Regions from separate parts of the Homo sapiens genome. Here all the other regions are linked to region 3. A link is a contact called in ENCODE Hi-C or POLR2A ChIA-PET data. All regions are on one chromosome and are shown on one strand. Each heading gives the region's core, a stretch centred on a gene start or an enhancer-like site at or near the end of the contact. The rest is flanking DNA. Distances are from core to core; before and after follow the strand shown.

Region 1 (3,786 bases), core at 856-3,355, 630 kb after region 3:
AGTAGCTCTGCAACCATTTACACAGCTGGAAACAAATTCCACAGACGCTCCTCAGCTTCAGACAAGGTCACCTCCCAATAAACCCTCCATGTGCTGGAAACATCCTAGGTGGAGACTGCGCTTCCCACACAGAACCCACGACCGAGCGGCGCTGGAAACATCCTGGGTGGAGACTGCACTTCCACACAGAACCCACGACCAAGCGGCGCAGCCTTACCTGCCTTAACCTGACAGACACACGCCAGCCTACAGTCCGGCAAAACCCCCTGCACGCAGAGCCCCTCGGGACATTCGGCCCCCTCCTGATCACGTGGCCCGCTGGGGCTGCAGTCACCGCCCCTCATCACAGGAGAGTACTGACCTCATACGGCCAGCTGGGGAACGGTCAAAACTCAAAGTAGTTTCTACCGAATGCACCCTGCTCACACACCACCGAAATCAGATTCCTAAATCGAGCCAGTGTACGTCGCACCCTGTCCACAGACTCACTCTCCTTCAATACCCGACGCTAAAGCTCAAGCCGTGAACGCTGCGACTGCTGGTCCTGTCCAGTAACTGCTGATAAAACCGGCCATGAAACCAAAGCAAACGCCCTTCTCTAGGCCGGCCCCCACTATCAGATCCCTGTGGAACCAACAGCCAATGTGCTCACAGGTCAGGACGCATGTGCCGCTAGCTCCTGGCGGCACCAAGCCAGCACAGTCGAGGGTTGCCAGGAAGCGCCATGGGCCGAGCTCGTCCGGCCCCTCACTCTCCTGGCTCCGGAGGACGAAATGTGTCTCCCCATCCCTCCTCGGGGCCCTGGAGGGTGGTCCCCCATTCCCAGCTGACCCTTCTGGGAGACAGGAGCCTTGGCTCCACGCAAGTGGGGCCATGTCAAAGACCAGCCCGGCGGTGCGCGAGCTCACACAGCCCACCCGGCCCACACAGCCCCGGCTCTGTCCACCAGATTATAGGGGTTGGAGGGGTTGGGGGTGTAGGGGTTGGAGTGGGGTTGGGTGGATATTGGGGTGGGGGTTGAGTTGGGGGTTGGGGTGGGAGTTGGGCTGGGGGTTGGGTTGGTGGTGGGGTGAGGGTTGGATGAATTTGGGGTTGGGATGGATATTGGGGTTCGGATGGGGTGGGGTGGGGGTTGGGTGAATATTGGGGTTGGGGTTGGGATGGGGGTTGGGTAGATTTGGGGTTGGGATGGGGATGGGGGTGCAAATAGGCTTTGTGATGCTTTACCAAGTCCCAGTCTATGCTGCGGAAGAACGCGTGGGACTTGATGTCAGAAAATCCAGTCTGTGGCCGGCAGCCGAGCCTCTCTTTGGGGTCCTGGAGGTCAGAGTTCAAACAAGGACAAGTCAGCCCCATCCCGGAAGCCCCATGACCCCCTCTCCTTGGTGGCCACTCCCAGTGCTGACAAGCCCTCCCCCGATGCTCTGACCCAGGTGGTGGAAATCAGATGTTTCCTTTATTGAAAGTTCCTTCCCCGTACGTTAAGCTCCGTTCCATTTTCCTTGGGCACACATTCTCATTTTGTTAGGTGTGAGTAAAAACGGACGATTCACAGAACACAGAGCTCAAATACTGAAGCGGAAAATCAACCCACACACCCGATACACAGCAGCCGACATGAAAAAATGGCCAACAGCCGTGCCTGGCCCTCTGCCCACCAACACCGAGGCCACAAACGAGATTTTGTCAGCATGGCCAGAAACGTACCTTATTTAAAAATCCTTTTAAAACATGGGAGGCTTTGACGGACAGGAACCGGGGGATCCGGATGGGCTTCTCCAGGATCACTGCAAGGGCGGAGCCTGGTGAGGACTTGCCTGTGTTGTGTGCCATTTGCCCAGTGCCGCCCAGACTCTGACTCTGAGCAAGAGCTTTGGGAGCTCAGCCTTGGGGCCCCGGAGCCCCTCCCTTCCTACAGCCCAGCAATATCTATAACCCGGAGTCCCGCCGGGTCCTCCCTGGGCCTCCTGGTTACATGCGCTGGCACGTGTCGTAGGATCGGACGTGAACCAGCAGCTCCCCTTCCTCAGCCCCAAGATCGCAGGTACACGGGTGCCTCTGCAGGCTGGCCACCAGAGGGCACCGCGGAGACAGCCGCGTTCCCAGATCCCACATCCCCACAGCACTGAATTCCAGACCAGGAGCAGGTCCCGGGGCCTCCAGGTGGGAAGGAGCCCATGATGGTGGCTGTGGGTTTTGGGGGTGGGGGCTGTGCTTTCAGCTCGGTACAGCCTCGGTCAAGGACATGCTGGGGCTCCAGCATGTGCTGCTGGCCAGGGCAGGAGGGAGTTGGAGCTGAATGGGGACAGGTTCTCTTTCCTGCTGACCCACAGGTGTGGTAACCCCACCCCACGGCCCGGGGAGTGGCATGTGACACAGGGTCTGGCCAGGAGGAATGGTTCCCGGTACGCTTTGCATGGCACTGCCGCTCCAGGCACCCGCGGGACCCCTCCACCTGCACCTTTGAAAAGGAAGGAAGACAGTCGTGCAGGTGAGGGGTACGAACGCACAGCGGGGCACGCACCTTGGAAAAGGTAGTCCTCTGTGTTCATGTCCGGGTTGTCGGTGATGATGTCGAACGGGGAGCGCCCGGCCATCATCTCAAACATGAGGACTCCCAGCGCCCACCAGTCCACGCTGAACCCTGGGGGAGAGCACACAGCCATCACCGAGTGGGGCCACATGGGCCGGCAGCAGGACGAACCTGGCTGGCGTTGGTTTTCATGCCCAGTTGACACGAGTGTGAGCCAGGCTTGAGCAGGCGGCACACAGGCCTCTGTGACTTCCACTTCCCAAACAGAACCAGCACCTCCACCTGGCAGCTCGGCCTCCCTGCCACCGTCCCTGACACTACGGAGGTCTCCCAGGCTGCCTCTGGGCTGTCGGTCCTGCCAGGGCACCTGTGACCACACCGGCACGAGGCACTGGTGGAACCTGCGGACGACCCTCCTCTCTCGTTTCTGCTTCTACAGAACTAAGCTTGAAGAAGCCCTTTCGCTGCAGTAACGGAAATACTCTCCTGTGTTTCCTTCTACAGCCATTTTGTTTTTTAAAAAGGTTCAAGTAGTCAACCTGTTGGGAATGTGTTCCAGCGAATGAGGGGTGGGAGACCCTGACCCGTTTTGCCCAAGGACAGCAGCTGTCTCTGCGTCCCCGGAAGTCCCCCTGGTCCCTGCTGAGGTGAGACGCTGCCGCTGTCCCACACGGAATCCCCATCCCAAGCTGGGTTCTAGACTATATTCCAGTCCTCCAATCTGCTGTCTGTCCTTCTCTGGCTACTGAGACTTCCATTGTGGCCGCTGGGGAGCCCAGTTATCCCAGCGGCGAGTGACCTGCCCGCCCTGCCTGCCCCACACCCATTCTGATGGCAAAAAAAATGTGTAAAAATGTCTGAAGGCACACCATGCATGCCTCATTGAAAACACCAGGATGCAGAAGTGGGTGGAGTGTGTACAAACACAGTATGCATGTGCACACAACACACATGGATGCCCGACACACGAACACTCAGCCCAACGGCACACACGCACACAGGGCTGCACACGCGTGCCCACGTCCCCGTTTCACACACGCACACACGGCTGCACACGCGTGCCCACATCCCCGTTTCACACACGCACACACGGCTGCACACGCGTGCCCACGTCCCCGTTTCACACACGCACACACGGCTGCACACGCGTGCCCATGTCCCCGTTTCACGCCCAGAGAGGGGAGAGGAGCAGAAACACTCTGGTGTGCACGGCGTCCTCAGCCGCAGGGCCTGTGGGGTCCTGTCCACACGCT
Region 2 (3,781 bases), core at 550-3,049, 610 kb after region 3:
ACCACACCTGGCCTATTTTTTTTTTTTTTTGAGTTGGGGTCTGGAGTGCAGTGGCACGATCTTGCCTCACTGCAGCCCCCACCTACCTGGGCTCAGGTGATCCTCCCACCTTAGCCACCCAAGTAGGTGGGACCACAGGCACATGCCACCATGCCCAGCTAATTTTTTATTTATAGAGACAAGGTCTTGCCATGTTGCCCAGGCTGGTCTCAAACTCCTGGGCTCAAGCAATCTGCCTGCCTGGACCTCCCCAAGTCCTAGAATTGCAGGCATGGGCTGCTGGGCCTGGCCTTTTCTCCTGTCTTGGGAGGCTGGGACCAGTCTTCCTGGAAGTACCCAAGGCCCTCCTGCAGACCATGGTGACATTTCCAGGAAAGACCCAGAAGCTCGGAGCTGAAGCCAGGGCAGCCAGGACTGTCGGGGAGCCCTGGACACTGGCTGTCTGAGAGCGCTTGGTCAGCTGGCACCTGCCATGTGGTGGACGTGGGGCTGCAGAGACCCCACGGCTGGGCTTCTCTCGCCTGAGAGCAGGCCCAGCCACAGGCTACCTCCCACAGGGCCCCCTGAGACCACACGGCCTGCAGCAGCTCCCCCAGGCCCCCTCCCCCTGCCCGGGCAGCACTCAGCGCTGCATCTCCATCTGCTCACTCAAGTCGAAGGGCCTGGGGGTTGGTGCCTCCATCTTGTTCTGCTGGGGGCCTCCAGCATCTAGAGCAGGAAGGTGTGCGGAAGAAAACCACTCATGCAGGGAGAGGGGGACCTCCCAGTCCAGGCCCTGCTGCTGACCCTTTCCCTGAACACCAACCTATGGCCTCCAGGCTGGGGCCCCTTGAAGGACGGTGGGCCACTCGGGTGGCCTGGGTTCAGGGCCGGGCTCCACAGCTGAGTTCTGGAGGGAGGGCACAGACGACTGGGGGCTGGGAGGGGCCAGGTGAGGGGTAGGAACAGCCAGGGAGCCCTGCAGGAGGGGTGCCCAGCATAGCCCCAAAGCTGCTGGGGCTGGGCAGGGCAGAAACTGCCAAGGAGTCCCAGAGCCCTGAGTGGCGTCTGGCGAGGGCCCCTGACCCTGATCTCTGTAGACCCCACTCCTTCCGTGAGGGTGGCAGCCACTCCAGGGCCCAGCAGGGCCAAGGGAGAGGCAAGTGGCCTGGGCCCATGGGGCACTGGGCACAGCCAAGTGTGGCACCAGGGTGCCTGGGCGGCTGCTGCCACCACGTGGCCGACTTTGAGGTCGCAGAGCCCGGGGTCCAGGCAGGAAAGCCCCTCAGCTGCCCCCAGGGCCCTGGCCCAGGCCCCTGAGGCCCAAGTGAGCCACCTGGACTTTGTCACTTCGCCTCTGGTTTCTTGGTTAAGGAGCTTGAGTTCCCCGCCTTTTGTAAAGAAACGGTGGTGGCGACGGCGGATTTCAAGCTTTATTTACTCCTGGAATGGTCCTGGGAGGAGAGGCGGCTCCGCAGAGCCGGAAACGGGGGCGGGAGCTGTTGGGTGCAGCCGGGAGGAGGCAGTGCCGGGGCGGGCCGGGCAGCCATCGGGGTAACGGAGGGGGCTCCGGCCCGGGGGCTGCCCGGACGGGAAAGGGGACACGGGCGGGGCTCCCCCACCTGGGCCCCCCACCCTCACGCCAGGCCCCCCTGTGCGGTGCAGGACGAAGGAACCCTGGCCTCAGTTTCCCTACAGGCTGGGATCAGGGCCCCTGGGGTTCCGACTGTCTCGGAGGGGGGCGGCCTCGCTGCAGAGGTCTGGAGGCGGGGCCGGGGCGGGGGCGGGGCCTGGAGGGGCGGGGGCGGGGCTTGCGCTCACTTCCGCCCGGCGCGGGCTTGGATGGAGGCGGCGCGGAGGCCGCGGCTGGGGTTGAGCCGCCGGAGGCCGCGCCCGGCGGGCGGGTGAGGCCGGGAGCCGGGCGGGGGCGCGGCCGGTTTTCCCGCTCCCACGTGCTTCCCGGCGCCCCCGCGGGCCTCCCGCTCTATTCTCCCCCTGGGGAGGGCTCCCTGCCCCCGGGCCCGGCCCCCACGCCCGTCGCCCCACCCCGCGCCGCCATTCAGCGCCCGCCTTGAGCCCCCACCCCACGCCGAGCTTCCCCCGCGCCGCCCCAGGCCCTCCCGCGCCTCTCCCATCATCGCGTCTCCCCTGAGCACCCCCCATCTAACCCTCTACCTTCCCCAGGCCCTCCGCAATCTCCCCAACCATCGCCTCATCCCGCTGAGGACCCCATATTTCCACCCACCCACCCCGCTCCCCCACCCCCAGTACCCCTCATCTCCGCACTGTCTGCCCCAGCAGCCCTTCCCCCAACCCTGCCGGCCACCTCCCGCACCATCGAATTTCCCTCTAGTACCCCCCATCTCCCCGCTCTCTCTGCCCCAGGCCCTCCCGGGTCTCCCCACCATAGCGTTTCCGCTACTGAGTACCCCCTGTCTGCCCTCTCTGTCTGCCCCAGGCCTTCTGGCGGCCGCCCCTGGTTTCTCCTGGGGGGTGATGAGCGGGAGCGGCTCTGGGCCGAGCTACTGCGCACGGTGAGCCCGGAGCTGATCCTGGATCACGAGGTGCCTTCACTGCCCGCCTTCCCAGGACAGGTGTGCCCACTGGGCCCATCTTAGCGATGAAGGGGTTTCCAGGGCGGGAGCCATCGCTGGGCAAGGCCCAACAACTCTGTGTTGCAGGAGCCCAGGTGCGGCCCGGAGCCCACTGAAGTCTTCACTGTCGGACCCAAGACCTTTTCCTGGACACCCTTTCCGCCGGACCTGTGGGGCCCGGGCCGTTCCTACCGGCTGCTTCACGGGGCAGGAGGGCACCTGGAATCCCCCGCCAGGTCCCTGCCCCAGCGCCCGGCACCTGATCCCTGCAGGGCCCCCAGGGTGGAGCAGCAGCCGTCTGTGGAGGGTGCCGCGGCCCTGCGCAGCTGCCCCATGTGCCAGAAGGAGTTCGCCCCCAGGTGAGTAGGCCACCCCTGCGCCCGGCCCGGTTATCCATCCGTGTTTGGAAACCACAGCCGTTCAGAAGGTCAAGAGGTGGCCGAGCTCAGCGCTGGCTTTTAAAGCCCTGTTTCACACTGGAAAGGTGGCCCAGTGCTGTGGCCTGGCATGTCCAGGTGGCTCTCTGTCACGGGTCTGGGGTCCACCTGCTTGCCGTGCTCTGTGGGCAGGGCAGGCTGGGGGCCCACAGAACAGCACAGAAGGAAGGCTGGGAGCACTGGCCCCGGGTCCACCTGGCCATCCTGGAATCTGGTGGCACCAGCGTCCCCAGGCCCAGAGCACAGGAACACCTTCCCGAGAGTGCGTCATGGGTTTTAAAAATGAAGATCGTCTTTTTTGTCTGGAGATGCTTTTTCTTATTTTTGAAACCCAACGTATATTTTTATGTATTTTTTAAGTAAAGGGGAATGGAACCCAGTTTTGCTAACAAGATAACCCAAACTGCCCAGTGCCTGGCCTTGTGTCTGGCGACCTCTGGGCCCTTGGCCTCCGGAGCAGGTCCTGGGGCTGGGGTGGTGTGAATGATGCTGGTTCGTAACTTTTGGTTGAGTTAATGGGCGGCAGGTTTCAGAGCTTATGGAGACCAGGTCCTTCAGTCATGCCTGATGCCCCTGGTCTTCCAGAAGCAAAAACAGCTCGGGAATGCGAAGGCACCGGAGTCCAAAGTTGGCAGCCAACAACAACAACAACAAAAGAAAAGGCCGGGCACGGTGGCTCACGCCTGTAATCCCAGCCCTTTGAGAGGCTGAGGCAGGTGGGTTGCTGGAGCCCAGGAGTTTGAGACCAGCCTGGGCAACATGGCAAGATCC
Region 3 (3,389 bases), core at 720-3,219:
GGGCGTCGGAAGCAGCTCCTGGGCTCTTCGCAGGGGTCTGTAAGGACAAGTAGTTGTTGTGGGTCCAGTCAGGGCTGAATGCTTCCATCACCCTCAAACCCTGTTTCCCCCTGAAGCGTCAGATGAGCCAGCTCCCTACGCTGTCAGTGCGCTAATGGTCTTGAATGGGAAAGTGTGCAGAGGGCAAATGAGCAGTATCCCCCGCCCCCCGCTAGCCTCAAGTTGGAAATGTTGGAAATCCTTTTGACTCATAAACTAAAGCAGCACAAACCCGAACACGAGACCCTGAGACTACCAGGCACCGGCCTCGGCCTCCCTGTCCGGCTCAGCCGCCCACTTTTGTCTGTGGCAGAATCAGAGACGAGAGTGCGGATTGGGAGGTGGCGTGGAGGCGGCCCTGGGATTACCTGCATCCAGGTGTGCTGCTCTCAGGCAGGGGCTGTGATCATAGCTCGGGACCCTCCGAGACTTCCAGGCTCATCTGGCCAGTGCCTGTGGGCCCCGGGCAGGGCACTGTGCACAGGGCAGAGACGCAGGGGGCCCATCGGCACTGCTGTGATGGCAACTGTCGCGCAGACCTGCCACCTCTGTGCCCCGGGCTCTTCTACAGCCCTGGTGACAGCCCCACTCCATTACAGCTCTCGCCTAATTAGGGCAATTAAAATGAAAGTAATCAACACCGAGTAATGGGCAATCTCTTAATAAACTGCCCCCACTGCATTACCCGCACAGGCCTTGGGCCCTGGTGAATGTCATGGAGCTGAAGAACTGGGCCAGGCAGCCCCAGCCCTGCTGACCCCCCTGCCCTGCACCCTCAGACTGACCCTGACTGCTCTGCCCACGCTGCAGGGGCTCCACACCCTCCCCAAAGGGCCTGCGGGGCATGTCTCAGGAGACCCAGACATCGAGGGGATCAGGGATGCCACCCCCCACTCCCAAGATCTCCTCCCCCAAAGGGCACCCCCAACCCTGCTTCCCTGAGCCCCACAGAGGAGCCAGCATTGGCCTGGTGTCCGGGCACCTTGGCATCCTGAATTGGGAGGGACCTCTCTCAGGGACGCACCACCCCCATTCCCCCCACTCATGCCTGCCCTCCAGGGCAGCTGCCGGTGGTGGGGTCTCAGCTTCAGGGACCTGAGCCTGCCTCCAGCCACCCCACTCAGTCTTTCTGCTCCTGCGGCATGGGCTGACGGTGGCCACGGGCTGAAGGTGATGTTTCCTAAAATAGTCCCTATGCTGCCACCCCTTCCTCAGCAACAATCAGGGTCCCTGGGCAGTAGGCTCAGGTCATGGCTCCCAGAGCTGCCTCTGGGCCTCAACCCTGTGATGGGGGAGGGGTGTGCCCTCGGCTAATGTGCCCTGCCCTCCCCAGGGCACAGCTGGCTCAGCTGGTGCAGGCAGGACAGGGCTGCCTAAGCCTCTCAGAGGGAGGACGGCCAAGGGAAATGGGCTGGCTGTGCACGGAAGGTCCAGTCCCAGCTGCCGGCACAGGGAACAGCCTGTGGGGAGGTGCCCCAGGACCGGGTGACAGGGCCCTGCCAGAAGAGGAGTGAGGCTGGGCGGTGAGGGGCCCGCATAGCAGCCCAGGCGGAGTTCTGGGGGACAAACCCAGAGCCTGAGTGCACTGGGTGGGCAGGCGGCCCCCACCTGCCTCCAGGAAGCGCCCTCCTCATCTATGTGGAGAGGAGGCTGGGGGCACCCTGGCAGAGCAGGCAGGGTGGAGGCTGGCCCCGGCTATGGGGGGCTGTACCCCACAGGCCCCTTCTCCCCCAACACCCCCATGAACTCAGGGTTCTCTGCTCTGAGGCAGCCCATTGGAGCCTGGCTGGGGCAGTGTGGGTGGGACCTCGGCCTGGTAGCCTCTGGCCACAGCGGGGCGCTGCAGGACAGCCAGGAGACCCAAGGGTGTTGACACTCTCCCGGGAAACCGCAGGCTGTGCCTTCCCCAACCCACACGGGGCGGTCATAGGAGCCCCACCCAGGCCTGGGCCCTCCAGCCAGCCACATCCCTCTGTCCCCCACCACCCACGAGGGAATCTGGGTCCCCAGGGCACAGCCGGCTCAGCCTCCAAGCTGCAGACGAGTGTGAGTGTGTCTGTGTGTGTCTGAGAGCGGATGCTGGGGGCTGCCTGTTTGATGAGGGAAGAAAGGGCTGTGCGGAGCTAGTTCGTCAGGTCAAGTAGCTTGGGGACAGGGAATAGGGGAGTACCAGGGGCTGTCCCTGGAACCTCAACCTCAAAACTGAACCCCCCCACCCATGGGCTGGGGTGGCTCCCCCGACCCAAGGGCCTGGCAGGTGCTCTCGGCGCCCCCCTCGAATGGCCCAGGTGTGAGAGGGTGGGCAGGGGTGTGGTCCTGCGTCCCACTGAGAGGGCTGCCTGGACTGACGGGGGGTGTGCCTTCCTGAGGGGCTCAGGGTTGGGAGGGGCAGAGGGTGGGTCCGGGGTTCCTATTGCTGGGCCCTGACACCTCGGGCCACCGTAACCCTCCCGACATGGACACTCAGGGGTCAGATGTTCTTAGAGGGAACTGAGCTGGGGGAGGCCACTGTCCCATTCTGCAAGGCACGAAACTGAGGCCCCAGAGGTGAACAGTGGGCTGGAAGTTGGCCTGGGACACCTGGTAGGCCCCACCCCACCAGCCCAGGATCCCCCCAGTTTTCACCCAGTGGGGTCTGCACTGACCGTGGGGTCAATGGGAAGGGGTGGAGGTGGCTTGAGGCTGGGCACGGGTGGCCACAGGGCAGGAGAACTGGCCGCCCTCTGTGGACTCACCATGCTCCCCCACCCCCAGGTACTCTGAGGACCAGACATGGGCCCGTCGGGGTCCCAGACATGATGTCAGCCCAGGAGCTCGTGGCCTGCCTCTGCCGGGAGGGGGAGCAGCATCTGGCGCTGGGGGAGCTGCCCCTGGCCACCGCCTTCTACCTGGCTGCATTCAGCTGCCACGCCCCCTCAGCCCTGCAGAGTGTGCGCACTGCCCTGGCCCAGGCTCGGGGGGCGGCGGTGGTGGCCACCCTGGAGTCCTGGTGCCGCGGGGACAGCCAGATCCCCGCCATCCACTGGGACGGCATGGCAGTGGTCTCCCTGACAGGGTCGCTGGCCTCTGCCTTCCTCGGCGCCCTCTGCCCGGACCACCCCGCCGCCATCCTGCACCTGCTGGCAGGTCTGCTGGCCCGCGGGCGTCACGAAGAAGTGGTGCAACGCTGCAGCGCCCTGCTGGACTCTCATGCACAGCAAGTCCTGGAGCTGCGGCTGACCCGCGCCCTCGCCTGGGTCCTGTCCGGGGTGCAGGCAGCGGATGGTGTGGCCGCCTATCTCCAGGCCTTCGCCTCCAGCGCCGACCGGACGGTAGCTTTCATTCGCACCCACCAGCGGCCCCACCTCCCC

Evidence for each region. A loop is a pair of places that touch in the nucleus more often than their neighbours do. ChIA-PET counts read pairs that join two places held with the same protein, here RNA polymerase II (POLR2A). Pooled maps may share reads with other maps.
Region 1: a pooled map of heart right ventricle shows a loop between it and region 3 (4-fold over the local background). The contact joins the enhancer-like site here to the promoter of TTC34 in region 3. A Hi-C loop is called at or near these places in 5 of 50 pooled maps. POLR2A ChIA-PET finds 5 or more read pairs at or near these places in 3 of 52 experiments (HEK293T, PC-9 and naive thymus-derived CD4-positive, alpha-beta T cell).
Region 2: a loop to region 3 is called in a map with no recorded cell type, with 11 times the contacts of the local background. The contact joins the promoter of FAAP20 here to the promoter of TTC34 in region 3. A Hi-C loop is called at or near these places in 1 of 37 single-sample maps with no recorded cell type and 4 of 50 pooled maps. POLR2A ChIA-PET finds 5 or more read pairs at or near these places in 3 of 52 experiments (HEK293T, IMR-90 and PC-9).

What each region holds. Positions count from the first base shown.
Region 1 is chr1:2,172,755-2,176,540 of GRCh38, reverse strand. It overlaps PRKCZ (protein kinase C zeta), which reads right to left. Exons shown (of 18, transcript NM_002744.6): 14 at 2,525-2,644; 15 at 1,708-1,787; 16 at 1,228-1,317. Among named protein-coding and RNA genes, the nearest start is that of PRKCZ-AS1, 9.2 kb to the left of the region's middle. RefSeq lists an enhancer at 367-975 and a silencer at 2,529-2,695. Within about 2 kb of position 2,105, at least 7 of the 41 ENCODE cell types and tissues checked have a DNase peak (open chromatin) inside an H3K27ac peak, as active enhancers do.
Region 2 is chr1:2,192,790-2,196,570 of GRCh38, reverse strand. It overlaps FAAP20 (FA core complex associated protein 20), which reads left to right and starts at 1,799. Exons shown (of 4, transcript NM_182533.4): 1 at 1,799-1,883; 2 at 2,438-2,573; 3 at 2,661-2,932. The coding sequence starts at 1,822. RefSeq lists an enhancer at 165-831 and silencers at 1,465-1,944, 1,955-2,044.
Region 3 is chr1:2,800,273-2,803,661 of GRCh38, reverse strand. TTC34 (tetratricopeptide repeat domain 34) reads left to right here and starts at 1,969. Exons shown (of 9, transcript NM_001242672.3): 1 at 1,969-2,085; 2 at 2,794-3,389. The coding sequence starts at 2,835.